2 separate regions of the Mus musculus genome follow, and region 2 is linked to region 1. A link is a loop called in an ENCODE intact Hi-C map of the cell type or tissue named here. Cell type or tissue: left cerebral cortex. All regions are shown on one strand. Each heading gives the region's core, and the rest is flanking DNA. Links, peaks and the distances in the headings are about the cores only.

Region 1 (8,404 bases), core at 305-8,304:
GCATTTGTAACCAAAGATGAATTTTACGGCAGATGGGAATCTGAGAGGGGAAATGGGGAAGCATACATTTTATTCGGCTGGAAACAGTGAGAGCTGCTGGTACATAAGATCAGAACTGAAGATAGTAATTATCCACACTTAGCTTGTTTCCATTTGTAGGAAAGCTATGGTAAAAGGGCTGTTATAGCCCAGAGGTAAAGGAGTGCCTTTGTGTACCTCTGGCCTGCCACCAGGCCTAAGTAAGGACACTGCACTGGATCTGCTCTCCACGTAGATCTCCTTTGTTTGTTTTTTCTCACTTTAGGCATCTTTAGAGTTAGCTAAAACCGAAAGTTCAAAACAAAGAAAAAAAATCACATTCCTTGCTTATATAAAAGAATTCTGAAAATATTTTCCTTAGAATCACATGTTCCTCTAGTACTTCTAGGCATCAAACCTAGGACAGAGAGCTAACTGAGGTGCCTATGTAACATATTACAGTGGACCTGGCCACCATGCTCTTTCAGTATCCCTCAGTCCCTACCTGCCACAGGCTTTGGCTGGATTATATAGGGGAGGGCAGCCCTGCCCCTAGACTGGAGACATTTAGCTTAGGAGAGCTGGGTTTGAGATCTAACAGTACCAGGTGTAGATAATAACTTGATATAGATACTATTTTGATATAGATAATAACTTGATATAGATAATATCTTGATATAGATAATAACTTGATAGCAGAAAATCTAATGCCAAAGCTACTGTCACTTGAGATGAAAATAAATCAATCTGGAGACAAGAATTTCCATTTTTACCCAGGTGATGGTGGTGGTCTTGGTGGTGGTATACACACACCTATAACCCAGCAGAGGCAGAGACAGAGACAGACAGATCTCTGTTAGTTCAAGGCTCACCAGGTCTACAGAGCAAGTTCCAGGACAGTTAGGACTACATAGTAAAAAACAGAAACAAACAAAAAGTGTTTTAATATACATGGTGAAAAAGCAATGTAAAAACTCAATTCTAATGGACAAAGTTCTTTTGAAGTGCTTTAACATTTTTAGGTTTTTTTCCCCTTGGGTTAGATATTGTCGGCTGGAGGAAAGCAGCATCTTAGAGACAGTCATCTGGACCTAGCAACTTATGATCTGGCAGGCCTATATTCTTGTCTGTTAGCCTTCCAACCAGTAATGAGCAGCTGACACCTTGCTGATATAATTAGTGTTCAAGTCTATTGACATTACTGCACTGTTACTAAGTTTACAAGATGGTACTTTCTTTCTAACTTCAGAACCGACAGTGTTAATAATCTGGTTTCTTTCAGGTTTCTCAAGTAATTAAGCTAGTTTTAAAGGAAGATTGAGTTGGCTCACGTACATGTATACAGGCCAGCAACCTATTAGAAGGTCCAGTGACATTACAATTTCACTTTCATGCTAGGCATCATTATTAGACGGCAGGCTCATTAACTCTCAGATACTATTCCAGACAAACTTACAATTTTAGATTCACTTGGCGTGGAGAAATTGGGTGTATTTTATGTAAAGACACGAATTGTATTCATAAATCTAAATTAGAAATACGCATTTAACAAATGGAAAAGCATGATACTAAAAAAAAAGGCTTGCTTTTTAAAAATCAGTGCAAGATTTCACAGGCGCCTTAATCACATTTTGCAACTTGTACATATTTATTGGACAACCAACATCCCTAAAATAAGCACCAAAATCTTCAGTAGGAATAAGTATGTTTAGGAGTAGTGCACCTGAACCAGTTATGGAATTGTAAAGGTCTGTAAAGGTCTGTCTCTTTCATTGTCATTACACTAATCAGTCGTCCTTCTTCTTGCCCCCAATTTTAAGGACATTACTTTGTGTGTATGAGTGTTTGACTGCATAAACGAATGTGCACCACATGCCCACGGAGGCTGGAAGAGGTTGTCCGATCCCCACCCCCACCCCGCTTTTATGAGCAGCTGAGCAGGTATGTGGTGATAGGAAACTAAACTTGGGTGCTCTGCAACATCAGCAAGCACTCCTAACCATCTGTCCAGTTCCTTCCCCCGCCCCGCCCCCTAGTTTTTTTGAAACCTACTTCCTACATTAACAGGCATTTCTTTGGCACTACAATTTATAGAGCAAAGGAAAATATTGTGGGAAGAATGCCTCTTCTCTGCTGGGTTCTCATTGGCGTCCTTTAGTCCTCCTTAAAACATTAACCAAACCGGACGTGGTGGCGCATGCCTTTAATCCCAGCACTTGGGAGGCAGAGGCAGGCGGATTTCTGAGTTCGAGGCCAGCCTGGTCTACAGAGTGAGTTCCAGGTCAGCCAGGGCTACACAGAGAAACCCTGCCTCGAAAATTTAAAAAAATAAAAAAATTAATACCGATCTCTTAAGCTTTAAATGAATGAAGTGATTCTATTGAAATTAATAATTTTAATTAATTTCTTAATTCTACGTCAGGTACCCTGGAAGTGGAGTTATAGACGGCTTAAGGGTTACTTGCGGATGTCCTGGAACTCACTCTGTAGACCAGGCTGGCCTTGAACTTAGAAATCCGTCTGCCTCTGCCTTCCGAGTGCTGGGATTAAAGGCGTGAGCCACCACGCCCGGCTCGCATCCAGTACTGTTAACCGCTGAGACATCTCTTCGGTCCCTGAAATTTGTATTTTTATATCTAACTAAGTAAAGGAAATTTGATAAAAGAAACACTCATAATTACAAGAATTTTTCTCTAGGAAAAAGATCGTTGCTTTGTTTTAAAATATGGTGACATGGGGGTGGAAGACGGTGTATTTCCTTTTGATCACTGCCTTTGAACATACTCGTATGTAATATACCATATACTTGACATAGGGTGGTGGGGAAGATCGGCTCCAGTTCTGGCTTAGTAAAATCCGAACAAAGAACTCTCTAAGAAAAGGTTTCTATTTTCTACGCAGGGCTGACTTATTTTGCTTCAGTGTGCACATGGGGGCGGAGGTGATGACTGGCAAACCCCGACTCTCCAAAACCTTAAGCGTAGCTCTCTCTCCAGCTCTGGCTTCTCGGTACACGGAGAGTGGTCCAGAAGCGCTTCTCCCTTCATAGTCTCATATCCCTAGCGAAGTCAGAAACCAATACGACAGAGACATCCGGCGCCAGGGCTGGGCTCCTTTAGGCTCCCCGACCTCACCTTTCTTCTCTCACACCGCCCACGCCCTCCTGCTCGCTCCTCCGCCACCTGCGCGCGCGCCCCAGATCCGGTGCAGCTTCTCGTGCCCGCCTCCCGACGGCTGCCAATCACAGCTTTCTGCAGTTCCCTGGTTACCGAAACAACGGTCCTTGGGCACCTTGGCCACGCCCCTTTGGACCTGCTTCCCGCCTTTCGTGCTTTTCGCCCAATCACTCGCGTCCGAGTGTTCTTTGGTTCCCGCCTCCCCGCCCCCGCCCTCCTGAAGACCCGCCCTTTTTCCGAGGCACGACGGAGTCACCTGACCCGCGGGCGCTCCCTCGGTGGAAAGCAGGAAGGGGCGTGTGCGTGAAGGGGAGGGGCGCAAGAAGAAAGCGGCAGGGATGCCGGGAGTGGGGCGGGGAGAAGGTTTGTCAGTCGGATCTCGCGAGAGAGGACGGAAGCCTGTGGGAGCCCGTGGCCTTTAAAGTGCGATTCAGCCCTCTCCTCCGGGGCTAGTTTGTAAACACGGCCGGCCTCCGGGCTCGCGGGTGGCTGGCAGGACCATGAATTAGTGACCTGGAAAGGTGAGTAATGGTGGAAGGGCCACGGGCTTGGAGGTTGTAGGGATGCAGAGGAAGAAGGTGCTAACATGGCGACGTCGCTGCCTGTAGTCTCCACCCCCCGCCTCCCACCCCTTTTGCGCCCCTGCTGTGGACCCCAACCCTACGGACGGCGGTGGCCGCGTTGCCGCCTCTGGTCTGGCGGAGCGACCGGACCGTTAGGTAACGCGCTGCGGCTCCGGCCGGCCCCTCCCTCGCGCGCTTTCCCAAGCCTGAGCGAGAAGGAATAACGGCTCTTCTCCGACCCCTCCCTCCGACTTCTCCTCTGGTGTGGTCACTTGAGAGGTCCCCGAGGCGCCCTTCGGATCCGCCCATCTGTCGGGGAGACCCCCGCCGCTAGTCCTTGATCGCGCTGCCCAGAGGGCCCACGCTGGGCTCCCCACCGGGGACTCGGGCGATCGAGGGTTTGGGATGGTGCGTTGAAGGATTGGGAAGCAAGGGTCTCTGGCCTCGGTGGAACGTGATGGAGCCAATGGTAATGGAGAACCTGCTGGTGGTCTCGGCCTTTTCTGTCCTTTCTGCCGCCCTCACACTCCCGCCGCCGCCACCCCCCCCTTTCCAGGTGGGGCGGGGCTGAGGTGTGGGTGCAGGTTGATTCTGCTATTCCCCCCCACACCCCATTTACTTCGACCGGTGTTCTGCAGAGCTTTTGTAGGAAAATAATCTGTGCCTTTTATTACCCCAGGGACAAGGAAGAGAGGTAGGGAGAGATGTGTGTATGTCTCCCCGGGATGCTCACTCATTGAACCAGACCTTGGAGGAGATGGGAACTATTTTTATGCACATAGGTATTATAAAATTGTCTCTTCTTTAATGGAGACTCTTAAACTGGGAAGGTCGAGTAAAACTACCACCAGTATAATTGAGTAAAAGGGATACTCATGATAGACTCTAGGCCCATCGACTAATACCTAGTTTACCTTGTGGAAGTCACAGTTTCTTGGGGATTATAAACTAGGGACACGTTCACACCAGATGCAGGTAATGCTGTTTTTAACATCTGACCAAACACGGACTGTTCTGAGCTCAGTTTGTCCTGTTTGAAGAAATTCTTAACCCTTGGCCATTGTCAAGTAATAACCGTTCCAGGAATACTACTCATTTAGCGCCAAATGGCCTGGGTCTCTAGCACCCAAATGGTAAGACTTTATAAAGGCTTATTTTAAAACAGTTAACTCTAGATGAAATAAGAGTCTTGTATTTAAATTTGCTAAACCTATTTGAAGAATCCCTGCAATAAACTTTTTTCAAAAGTATAGAAATATTTTGTAGAGTATGCTAAAAACATATCCTATATAAGCCAAGAAAACTAAGTACATGGATCTTTAAGGCCATCGATAGTTGAGTGATAATTAAGGTTCTAGGTCTTAAAATCATTAATAAATAATTGGAGAGATGTTTAGAGATGTTTTCATGGGTATTTTAAAATTTTAAAGCTATATTGTTTTGAAATGATACTATCCATTAAATATTTCATGACTAACATTAAGTCAAGAAATCTAGGTTTGTTTTTGTTTTTTTTTATTTTTAAGAAAACTTGAAAACTTGAGTTTTAATTATTATCTGTACTCTCCTAATCAATTATATTGCTAGATCTAGTAAATAACTTTACCTTACATGCTGTTTCCACTCATTTTTGACTTTAGTCTCTTCCAAAATGATATGTGTTTCTGTGAACTGGTATCACTTTCTTTTGTTACTCTTATTGAAATGCCCTTAGAAAAGTAAGTCTTATATTTAAAGCAAAATTTGTATTGGAAGCTGGGCGTGGTGGCGCACGCCTTTAATCCCAGGCAGAGGCAGGCGGATTTCTGAGTTCAAGGCTAGCCTGGTCTACAGAGTGAGTTCTAGGACAGCCAGGGCTACCCAGAGAAACCCTGTCTCGAAAACAAAACAAAACAAAAAAATTTGTATTGGAACCCTCCTTGATTAGAAGTCAATGAAAGTAATTAGATAATTCAATGAAAGTGATTGGATGATTCAACTGACCTGTATGAAATTAATACATATAGTACTCCCTGTATTAACTTGTAGCCTACAAAACCACCTGTCATATAGTCAATGGTTTTAACATTTTGTGACTATCTTATATTCACATCTATTTCTATAGACTGAAATCTTGTCTGAAATGGAACATGTTCTATGTTTGTTTTTAAGATTTATTTATTTTTGTGTTTTGCTTGCATATATGTATGTGTACCATTTATGGGCAGTGCCCTTAGAGACCATCTTAAATCCTGAATCTCTAAAACTAGAGTTACATATTATTATGAGCCACCATGTGGGTGCTGGGAACTTATCCCAGCTGCTCTGCAAGAACAACAGGTACTCTTAACTGCTGAGCCATCTCTCCAGCCCTTTGTTTGCTTTTCTACCGTGCTAGGAAAGCTCTTTTTATTTTGTTGTTTCCAGACATGGCTTATCTCTGTAGTTGGCTATCCTGGAACTTGTTTGTAGACCAGGCTGGCCTCCACCTCACAGAGATCCTGCCTACCTCTACCTCCTGACCACTGGGACTAAAAGGTGTGCTCTTTTTTATTGAGATATACATTTCTCAAAATCTATTTATGTAATTTTTTTATTTTACAGTTATATGTGTCTAACTGCTTGTCTGCCTTCTTGCCTGTGTGGATGATAGCATATTTATGGAGATTAAAGGACAACATTGAAGAGTAAATGTTCTCTTTCCACCACATGGGTTCTGAGGATAGAACCCTGGTCATAAGGCTCAACAGCAAGAGCTTTACCCACTGGACCATCTCATTAGCCCTATATGTAACTCTAATGTTGAAGATATAGTGATCCCTATTACTATTTTTGTCTGTGGGGGGAAATGGCAGAAAAACACTTTCTTTGTTATGTTTCTTAAAGTTAAAGAGTTAAAGTAAGGTATCATTTCATAGAAAATAGAAGAATGCATGAGTCTTTAAGGCCATTGGTAATTGTAATACGTGTTTCATATTACATGAAATATACAATTATAAACTTGTATGTGATATATATACCTTCTCATTTTTTATTGACAAACCTCAAACATATTTTTATTTTAAGATAGTCTATGATGCTTACTTTGTTCTTTTTTATAATCATAAAGGGATTTAAATGTATGTTTTATTTGCTATTGTATATGTGTATAATGTGCTTGTATTGGCATGTACATGCTACAACTTGGGTTTAGTGGACAGAACAACTTTATGGAGGTAGCTTTTTCTTTCTACCTTACATGCATTATGGGTATTGAACTCAGGTTGTCAGGTTTGCATGGCAAATGTTTTGCTGGATGAGCCATATCACTACCTCTAAAATAATTATTTCTTCTCTTCATCCTGCTCCTTTGGGGTCAGGGGACAACATGGGGTATGACTGTATCTTGAGAGTGTAGGTATATTTACTTGGGTCCATATTTTAACTGCTAATTGTCAGCCTTTCCCCACATTAATATCCAAGAAATCAAAAACAAAAACAAAAACACTTGAAATATAGTAGTGAGTGACTTGTGATCCTTTAGAAGGTTCTTAGAAAAACAGTAATTATGCTTGGCAAATAGTAAATGGACTTGAGTTAATTTTCGTAGTATATGTTTACATTCATCTGTACCATTAGCTTTTCTTTCTAACCTTTTGTTTTGTTACTCTGTTGTTTTTGTTCATTTGAGACAGGTTTCTCTGTGTAGCCCTGGTTGTTTGGGAACTCACTCTGTAGACTAGATGGCCTCAGACTCAGAGATCTGCCTGCCTCTGCCTCCTTAGTTCTGGGATTTAAGGCATGCGCCACTTTTGATTTTTTCAGTATGTTCTCTAACATGTTTTCATTTTGTCTAATGGAACTTTGCATACCAGTTTTCTATCTTTACTCATTTAGTTTTACCTTTTCTAGCTTTATAGTTTTCTATTATATTCGTTTTGTGATGTTTGATTGATTATGTAGTTAACCGAGCCACTTAAGCCACTTAATAAATTTCTCAGTATTAAATGCCTAAATGGAAGAAAATTGATTTAAATTTTTGTTATTTATTTGAAATAGGATGTCACTCTGTAATCCAGGCTGCTGGAACTCATGGCCTCAGACCTATGGCAATCTTGCAGCAGCCTCCAAGTCCTGAGATTACAGCCATTAGCCACCCTGTCTAGCTAATTTTTAATAATTTTAATTTTGAAGACAGAATCTCATGTAGCTTGCTCTGCTTTTTTTTCCCCTTTCTGATTTTAACGTTGAATTAATGAACGGTTTTGGGTTTTTTTGAGACAATGTTTCACTGTGTGTGTATTCCTGTATTTTTCTTTTGTATAAACTTTGTAGTATTTGCTACCGTTTTTTTCCTTTGAGTTGATTCTATAATATAATAAGCTCAGTGGAAATACTTATCAGAGAATATAAGTATTTGTGGAGTTGCCAGGACTTTTGCTTTCTCCCAGAAGGAGGCTTACTTACACTGGTGTTTTAGTGTGAGTGTGCTACCTTTGCCATCATTTTGTTAACTTGTGGTTATGATTTTCAATATGATATGATTACTTGACTGCGAGTTATTACTGGAAAAAAGTTATATTGTTCAGTAGTTTCAAAATCATAATATAGTTGACCATATAATTTTATAGTTATGAACAATGACCTATGTATTTGGACAAATACCTATTTTATTATATTTTCTGTCAT
Region 2 (8,404 bases), core at 337-8,336, 120 kb after region 1:
TTTATCTAACATGTATTTGAAAATATACTTGATGCTGAGTCTATAAAAAAAAATCCCAGGAGATCTGTTATACTATTTACCAGAAAATAAGCATTATTTTAAAAACATTTATTCAAAGCAAAATTAAAAGTAGACCTTCCCCTCCCCCTTCTTGTTCCTTCTCCCAATCCTCTGTCCACTGGTGATTTTGATACAAACTATCACACTTTTTAGAAGCACCTGTGCCTCTTAGACCATTCTAACCTTGGTGGTTTAGTAATCCCCAGGTTCTATCACCCAGGGACCTGAGATCCCCTCTTCTTGCTGAGTAAGAAGAAACTCATTATCCCGGGTTATTCTCATTTCGAATTTAATGCCCCTTCTTGTTGCTTCCCCTCCTTCCCAATCACAGAGCTGCCCAAGTGCTGGTTGGTTTGCCTAACTTGGAAGGCCTTAGTCTCTCCTCAGTGGCACGCCACAAGAAGCCAGATGGCCTTTTAGCATAATTTTGATGAGAGTAAGCATTGTGTAGCAAAATCTTGGCTTCAATTCTTATGGTTTCTTATATACTTTTCTTGGATGGAATTTCAGACCATTTCTAAGGCACAATATTACTCCAGTGGATATAATATAGGCACCCTCTGGTGGTCAATAGAACACAATCAATTCTTCTGAACACTAATTTAAATTATTTAAGTGTAATGGCCAATTTTATAGTTTGTGATGCACACTCTCTCTCTAGTTCTAGATTTCCATCTGAATTCCTATGTTCAAGGCACGTGTGTCTAAGTTACTTTTGCATGCATAAAGCTTTGTCCTTTTAAAATGATACTTCAAAGTCACCAAATGCCACGAATATCATGTAGTGTTTATTCAGAAAACCTGAGAAGGAACCAATAGCAAACGAAACTCACCTCAAACTAATTCACACAGTGGAAACAAAGCTGCCAGTTGCTAACATGAACACAGGACGGAGCTGCTACATATGGTCAGGCTGTGTTAACATTTAAGAAATAATTCCAACCTTTGTAATTGCTATGCTGAGGTATAGAAAATGCTTCTATCAAATTAGCAGAAACAAACTGCGCAACCTTTTCCCTTTAACAACAAGCTTCTGCACTATTTTGGGAACTGTGCTAATATGGCTGGTATTCCAGTGTTTAAAGCTGTGTTGACAAGATAAAGCACTATAATTTTAACTTGTTATTGTGAGACAGACGCTGCCTCATTAATTTCTGCTTCATTCAAAACTGAAGAACAAATCAATGTTTACCAACGGGAATGAAGCTAAATGAGTAAAAAAAAAAAAAAAAAAAAAAAGAAAGAAAGAAAACCTAAAACCCTCCAGTAAGCCATTAGTTCACGATGCAAAAACGCTTTTAAAGGATTGTCTAAGTTCTGTTTACTCAACAGAATTTGGATAGAAGTGAGAAACTATTTTAGTAAATTTAAAATAGATTTCTCAGCATACATTCAATTTTAATACTGCTGAGACTGGAAAAGATTCCTTTATGTTGTAAATGTAGCACTGTTGTGTAATCCATTACTAGTGAGAGAAGAGAGTTGGTGCTCTAAGAAGTGTGACTTCTTGGTTACATTGAGCATTTAGGAACTTTACATGAACACTGCTTTAAATATGTTAAAGATTCAATCATCTTCCAGTTTATCCACAATCCACTTAAAGACTGTTAAAGATCCCTGTGGCAGACACAACCAAGAAGGATGTCAGACTTGATCAACTCCCATGGTTTCATCCTCTCATTTTATGAATGAGGGAGGTAAGGACAGAGAGAGCCAAAGCCTTGTTTAAAACTGAACAGCCATTTAGTAGCCGCACTACAAACAGACTGGCTCTTCTACTTTCCTGCTAAGTCACAATTAAATTTTTGAACGAAGCGTGTGTGTTTTGAAAAGTAAATTCGTTTTTTGCCTTGTTTATAAATGACCAAAGTCACCACCCATAATAATCACTTCTGGGTAGTTAACACTCTCCTCACATTGAATGTGAAGTAGGAGGCTACTGCTTTATTTCCAACTAAGCAAGCAAAGAGGCACACTATTTCTTAATGGCTAGGGTGACATTATAAGCACCAATACTACTTATAAGAGGGAACACTTTGAGTGTGGAAAGCATTTTGTTTGCTAGAGAAGTCAGTGGGAAAACGTCCCTTGCAAGAGCTAGATGCTCTGAGAAGATGCCAACACTCACTTTAATCATTATTTCCAATAGTTTCTTAAAAACAGCTGTCTCTATTGAGTGTGGCTTTATCAAGGTATTGTATAGACAAGAGGAAGGCAATGGGAAGGTCTCCTCTAAAGTCTAAGCTGGGTCCATTACTGGACTTAGCTCTGTTTGGTTGCTGTTAGTAAAAAGTGAAATGTTGGTCTGGTAACTAGAGCTTGGCTGCACAGTGGGTGAATCACAGCAGAGGGGTACTAAGTGCCCTCTTACTGATCCTCAGAGTAACTCCTCAACAGGCAGAGAAAACTCCAGCAAACTGAACTCTCACATCCAAAGGCTTGGTGCTCTGGTAACTCTCATTAAATTGAACTAAGAAAATAAACACTTTTCGGTTCTTAACCTCCATGGACATACAGTCCCGAAGAGAGCTGCTTGTGAATAAAGACTCAGGGCAAGTTGTAATCTCCTGAACTTGAAGTCGACCCACAAATGTAAAACCGCTGAGGACAAAGAATCCACCTTGCTTCTTTGCTTCTAATGGTAAACAGATTTTCCTTTTTAAATTCAAACCAAACATGCTCTAAAGGCTTGGGGGATGGGTGGTGAAGGAGGTTGTCTGGGAGAACTGCAGAAGACTCAGCTTTTCCTCTTGGTTGCCACTAAATAAGCACACATTGGTGGTGGTGGTGGTGGTGGTGGTGGTGGTGGTGGGGATCCTTAAATTGTTCTTTTTTTTCTTTAAATCTGTTCAAATTTCAATGAAAGATTTTAAAAAAGTTTTTGTTTTTAGATGTGAAAAAAATTTTTTTGGTGTGCTTATGTGTACTTTTCTAGGAAGAAGGGAAGTATTTCTTCTAGATACTCCTGGTTGAGACAATGGGCTCTCTAGATACTGATTTATCTGGTTGCAGATTGGATCAGCAGAGATACTATCATGGCTGTAAAATCTGTCCAACAAAGCCTTCTTGAATTTTCATTTATCTTGATGAACTGTAATTTTTTTTTCTCAAGAAAAAAAGGGAGGAGTGCATAAAATCAAAAGGAGATTATTGAAAATAATGTTGTAAAATGTTGGTGATTCCAAGAAATATTTTTATACCAGTAGCTAATGAAAATCTATTTAATGTAAGATCAGGTGCCTAGACGTTTGTTCACTCAGGCTGATTATTTTAATATTTCTTTCTTTTTTGAGTTAACTGGCTTGAAACAAAAGGCTTGGCTCCTCCTTTCTACCGGCTTTTCTTCTTTTCTGATGCTTGAGTGTGCTGTGAAATGATGATTGATTAGCTGCACTCTGTTTGAGGTAGTAATTAGCGTTTTATAAAGATTTGATTCCTGAGATATATTAAATAACACAATAACTAGTTGAAATTTAGAGAAAAGAGGAAAAATGACACCAGGGAACGCGAGGAGCCTGCAAAACAAGAAGTGCACGCAGGAGAAAATGAGGACTGAAGATTAAACAAACACGATTACACACCCAAACACTAACAAACCCTAGACAGAGAAAGTAGGAGGGAAAAGGACTATTTTTATACAGAACAAAGGTAGCAACGAGAAATAAAGTGAAAAACATCACAGTTGAGCCTTTAAAAAACAAACAAACAAAAATCCAAACCCTCAAGCGTTGGATGCCCTCTCGCTAATTAAGGCGACGACAAGGCGAGTAGAAAACACCAGAGCTAGAGACAGTGCCTGTGATTGTCAGATAAAACCCAAAAGCTCCGGGGAATCTTTTGTGGCAGAGACTCGCCAGGCAGCGAGGAACGCTGATGTTTCCCTTAGACAACATCCACAAGGTATAACGTAAAAAAAAAAAAAAAAAAAAAAAAAAAGACACAGTGGCTTTAAGCACCTGCCTTCTAACAGTTATTTTAGATAATTCCCGATGCATTTCAATTACCCGATTCCGGGTATACAGATCGGAAACAAGAGGGGCTCCACCAACCCAAGGGAATGTTAGCAGCATTCACAGGCAGGGACCGCTCGCCGGTTAACCCTGAGGGCGCCGGCAGGAGCTCTATCCTCAGACGAACCCTGGTCCTCAGGAGACCCCGCCTGCCCGCGAGCCCGAGCATCCTCCGCTCTGCTCTCTCATCCCATCCCATTCAAGAAAAATCCCGGGATTTCAGGAGCTGCACCCGCTTAGCCCGGGGCGGCTGTTGCCGTCGCCCCGGGGGTGCGCCTGTTGGGCTTGGGGTGGGGGGCGCAGCCTCACTCTAGGCGCGGCGGATGGGGCGCGTCCCCGTGGGCCGTGCGCGCGCCCGTTGCCATGGTAACGCGCGCTCGGCCGCCCGAGGGGCTGGCGGGAATGCGGCGCGCTCTGGCAAGATGGCGTCGGCGAGGTCGCGGGGTGCGCGGTGAGCGCCGGCCGCCGTCGCTCCGCCCGGCCGGTCGCGCCTCAGGTCCGCCCGCCCGCGCGCGCCCCGCGGGCCCATGGCGGCGACAGGTGCGGGCGCGCGGCGGCTTGCCGGGCTGCCGCGGGCCGGGCGCGCCCCTCGCTAACGCGCGCGTAACTTTTCCTCGCTGCGGCCCCCCGCGGCCTCCGCGCCACGCCCCCCGGGCCGCCGCCCCGCCGAGGTGCCGTCTGCCGGCCGCCGCGGGAGCGAGGAGCGCTGGGCGGCGCGGCTCCACCATGGCTCTGACCCTGTTCGGTGAGTGCCGTCCCCGGCTCCCCGCCGCGGGTGGGCCGCGCCCCGGAGTCGCGTGCGGGCTTGGGGGGGCGCGGGGCGGGCGGGCCGCCTTGTCGGGGCTCCTGGAGCGCGGCCCCGCGCGCCGCTCCCATTGTCTCCTCTCAGGCAGGGCAATGGGCGTGAGCTCCCGGGCCAGTCCTGGGGTCGGGGTGAACACACCGTGCCTCTCTCACATACCAACTTGAGAGGGAAGTTGGCTAGTTGTTTGCAAACCAATTTTCCCTAAGTCGGTAAATAAAGATCCTGGAAAGTTTATTATTATTATTGTTATTATTATTTTGAATAAGATGCGAGAGCATCCCTAGCTTCTCTAGAATTGCCCCGTCCGTGTGTTGCTTCCTGTTGGATTGTTGGGCATTTTGGGGGGACTTGGTACATTGCATTGGAAACAAGAATAATATGTGAACCTAATTTGTTATTGGTTAAAATGTGTGCTCTGAGGAAAGAGGGCAGAAGAAAGTTGGTTACTGTAAGGTAACTGTATTGTTTGGGAAGTGATATTTTGTGGATGTAGTTACTTAACACTATTGTTTCAATGGCTAAGACAGTTTGCAATGACAGTGGGTTGGGGGAAAAGCACTGAAAAGGGACATTTCTTTTTCTTTTACAAAAAACAGACCTTGGTACATCATTTCAAGAGAACTCAGTATGTCAAAACTTAGATTTGCAAAGAATTCAGTTTTTCAAAGTAGGAAGGTGCAATGATGTATTAGGAATAACCTATTATTAATATCCAAGCACATTTCTCACAAGTTATTCGGCATATCCAGTTTCCAGTTAAGTTTTAATTATGTCATCTGACCAGGCACAGTTATGTTGTCACATACCATAAATGCTTTTTGTTGTAAATACCTCCAAGTGAATTCAGCTGCTGGCATCAGTTACTTCTGTTTCTTCTTTCTCTGGAAAATAATATCTTTACTTTACCTTGTATTTAATCTGCATTATTTAATGGAAATGGGGACTTTTTTGTACAAAGGTTACAAATGCTATAAGACTGTACCCTTAGCTTATATTTTCTTTAGAAGCAATGGCTGTGGCTGGTTAGCAACTGTTGCAGCGAATGCACAGCAGTAAGATTTCCAGAGGAAATCTTCAGACTGTATTGGAACAATTGATCTGTCCGGGTTTCTAATGACATATTCTGCATTTTTTAAGGGTTTCAAAGTAAATTGTACTCATCTAGTATTTTCTAGAACACTGACATTCCTGATAAGCAAGGCAGTTAAACTGGGGACACAATACACTTTTTAAAAGATTTTTAGCTTGTAAGCCTTTACCTAGGTGGAAATAAGTAAAAGAAGGGCATGAAATTGTTACCTGTGTGGGAAACTGTTCCCGTCCCTCAGCAGGAATGACTTGGTTTCAGTGTTTTGATATGTGCTTGTGAAAAATAGAATTCAGTTTGCATAAATACACTTTGCTACAATGCGAACGTAGCATACCTTGGTACCTCAGAACAGAAGTAGGGGTTGGAAAAGAGAGAGAGAGGGTGGGGACTGAGAGAGCCTGAGAGACTCTTACTCTGTAGCCTCGGTTTGCCTAGAATTTACTCAGTAGCCCAGGTGCCAGGATTACAGGGATGAGCTACCACACCCACTTTTTTGTAGTGATGGAGCAGCAGCTGTTTTTAACTGTGTCCTGTTGCAGATCATTCCTGTCTCCTGTGTCATCTATCTGTCTGCTAAATGTAGATGCTTTTGTCCAAGTCCAGGGTGAAAGGGATTTTTAAAGGGACACTCAAAGATTCTCTTAGGTGCACACTGAAGTTTGAGAGGTATTGAATTACAGGCAAAGACTAGGGGATTGAATCTAATTGGCTCGGTTCACAAAAACATTTTTGCATATGTAAAGAGAAGTACCTAAGAGTTAGAGAAGGACTTCTTGTCCTTATTTCAGTCTTCTTAGAGGTGGTAGAGGAAGTGCCCCAGCTTCTATCCTGCTACACCCTAGCCTGTTCTGTTCTGTTCTTTTCTTTTCTTTTTCTGTTTTTGTTTTTGTTTTGTTTTTGAGATAGGGCCTTGAACTTGGCCATCCTCTTGCCTTAGCCTCTTGAACGCTGAGACACCAGTTGTATTCATTCTTGGTGACCAATGGAGAGGAGCAGTGATAAGGTTCTGCGAGATCCTGGTGAAGGTGTGGGGATGAGAAGCCAGTTAGATGAATGTGCTCTGCCAGTCTCGGGGGAGAGCTCACCAGCTGGGAGTTTAACTTCCCAGAATAACCACTGCTGCCTATCTTGAGTATCTTGGACCATACTCCAGTTTACAACTTGTGTTGTAAATTTTCATTCACACTTTTCTTTGATGTATGTAATATTTGTATTGGTGTTTACTAGAAGTTAATTTAGATAATTTAGAAGCTCTTATTTAGTGTTTTTGTGTGTATATGTATACCTATGTTTTTTTAAAAAAGACTTATTTACTTTATGTATATGAGTACATTGTAGCTATCTTCAGACACTCCAGAAGAGGGCATCAGATCCCATTACAGATGGTTGTAAGCCACCATGTGGTTGCTGAAAATTGGACTCAGGACCTCTGGAAGAGCAGTCAGTGCTCTTAACCACTGAGCCATCTTTTCAGCCCCATGTACACCCATTTTTTGAGTATGCAGTGCATATGTGTTTGTGTGTGTATGTGTTTGCACATATTCATGTGTATGTGTTTATGTGAAGGTCAAAGGTCAGCCTCAGGTGCCATTGCTTGGGATCCATCCTCTGTGATTATGTGTTTGTGCCACTGTGCATTTAAAACCTCAGTGCAGCTCCTCAGATTCCTTTTACCTTTTGTTCAAGCAGGGCCTCTCACTGGCTGGAGCTTTGCTCAAGCTGGTCAGCAGCTCTAGCCATCTGCGTATTTTCACTGTCCCCATGGGTTTTGAGGGTCTCAATTCAGGATAAATATGAATGAGAGGTAAGAGCATTACCTAAAGAGCCATCTCTCGGCCCTACCTTATGTGTGTGTGTGTGTGTCTCTGTGTGTGTGTAGTATTTGTTTTGTATGTGATCGTCTGTTCATGCACATGTGGCAGTCAGAAGGGTTCTTCCTTAATCTCCTTCCAATTTATAGCCTGGGGCAGTCTCTCAGAAACACATATCACACACACACACACCCACACACCCCCACACACACACACACCCACCCACACACACCCACACCCACACACACACATACACACACACCCACCCACTCTCCGTTCCTCCTAGTGCTGGGTTTCCAGGTGTGTGCTGTTGCAGAGGCTTTCCATGGGTGCAAACTCAGGTGCTTATGCTCACCCAACAAGCACGTCATCCGCTTTCTACCCTCTTTCCCACCTTCCTCAGCTCCCTATCTTAGTTTTTACGTTTTGAGACAGTCTCTCACTGGGACTCTGGGATTGCCATGTAGGCTGAACTGGCCAGCCAGAGAGCCTTTGGAACCCTGCTCCCCAGTCTCTCTCGCTGAGACTGTAGGAGCTGGCCTCCACTCCTGACTGTCTGATGTGGTGCCGGGCATTGAAGTCAGGGTCTCATTCTTTGGGCAGGATTTTACCTACTGGCTCCAACCCT

Evidence for each region. Hi-C counts contacts between places; a loop is a spot of excess contacts. Peaks named below come from ENCODE experiments on the same cell type or tissue, not always from the same donor. Only the 100,000 strongest peaks of a DNase experiment are listed, where the experiment ranks them.
Region 2: it touches region 1 in a loop (5-fold over the local background); 3 of 42 quality-filtered maps call a loop at or near these places.

Annotation. Positions count from the first base shown.
Region 1 is chr2:73,887,786-73,896,189 of GRCm38, reverse strand. It overlaps Atf2 (activating transcription factor 2), which reads left to right and starts at 3,551. Exons shown (of 15, transcript NM_001025093.2): 1 at 3,551-3,715. Gm10822 (a long non-coding RNA gene) reads right to left here and starts at 3,782. Exons shown (of 3, transcript XR_003953852.1): 1 at 3,451-3,782; 2 at 3,153-3,279. In left cerebral cortex, for the core only: no CTCF peak of the experiment used is centred there; DNase peaks (open chromatin) are centred at 1,587, 2,075, 3,345 and 3,991; H3K4me3 peaks cover 2,793 bases; H3K27ac peaks cover 2,141 bases.
Region 2 is chr2:73,771,434-73,779,837 of GRCm38, reverse strand. Chn1 (chimerin 1) reads left to right here and starts at 4,492. Exons shown (of 13, transcript NM_001113246.2): 1 at 4,492-4,815. The coding sequence starts at 4,797. In left cerebral cortex, for the core only: CTCF peaks have their summits at 621 (motif pointing left) and 7,305 (motif pointing right); DNase peaks (open chromatin) are centred at 3,641, 4,203, 4,399 and 4,908; H3K4me3 peaks cover 2,170 bases; H3K27ac peaks cover 1,046 bases.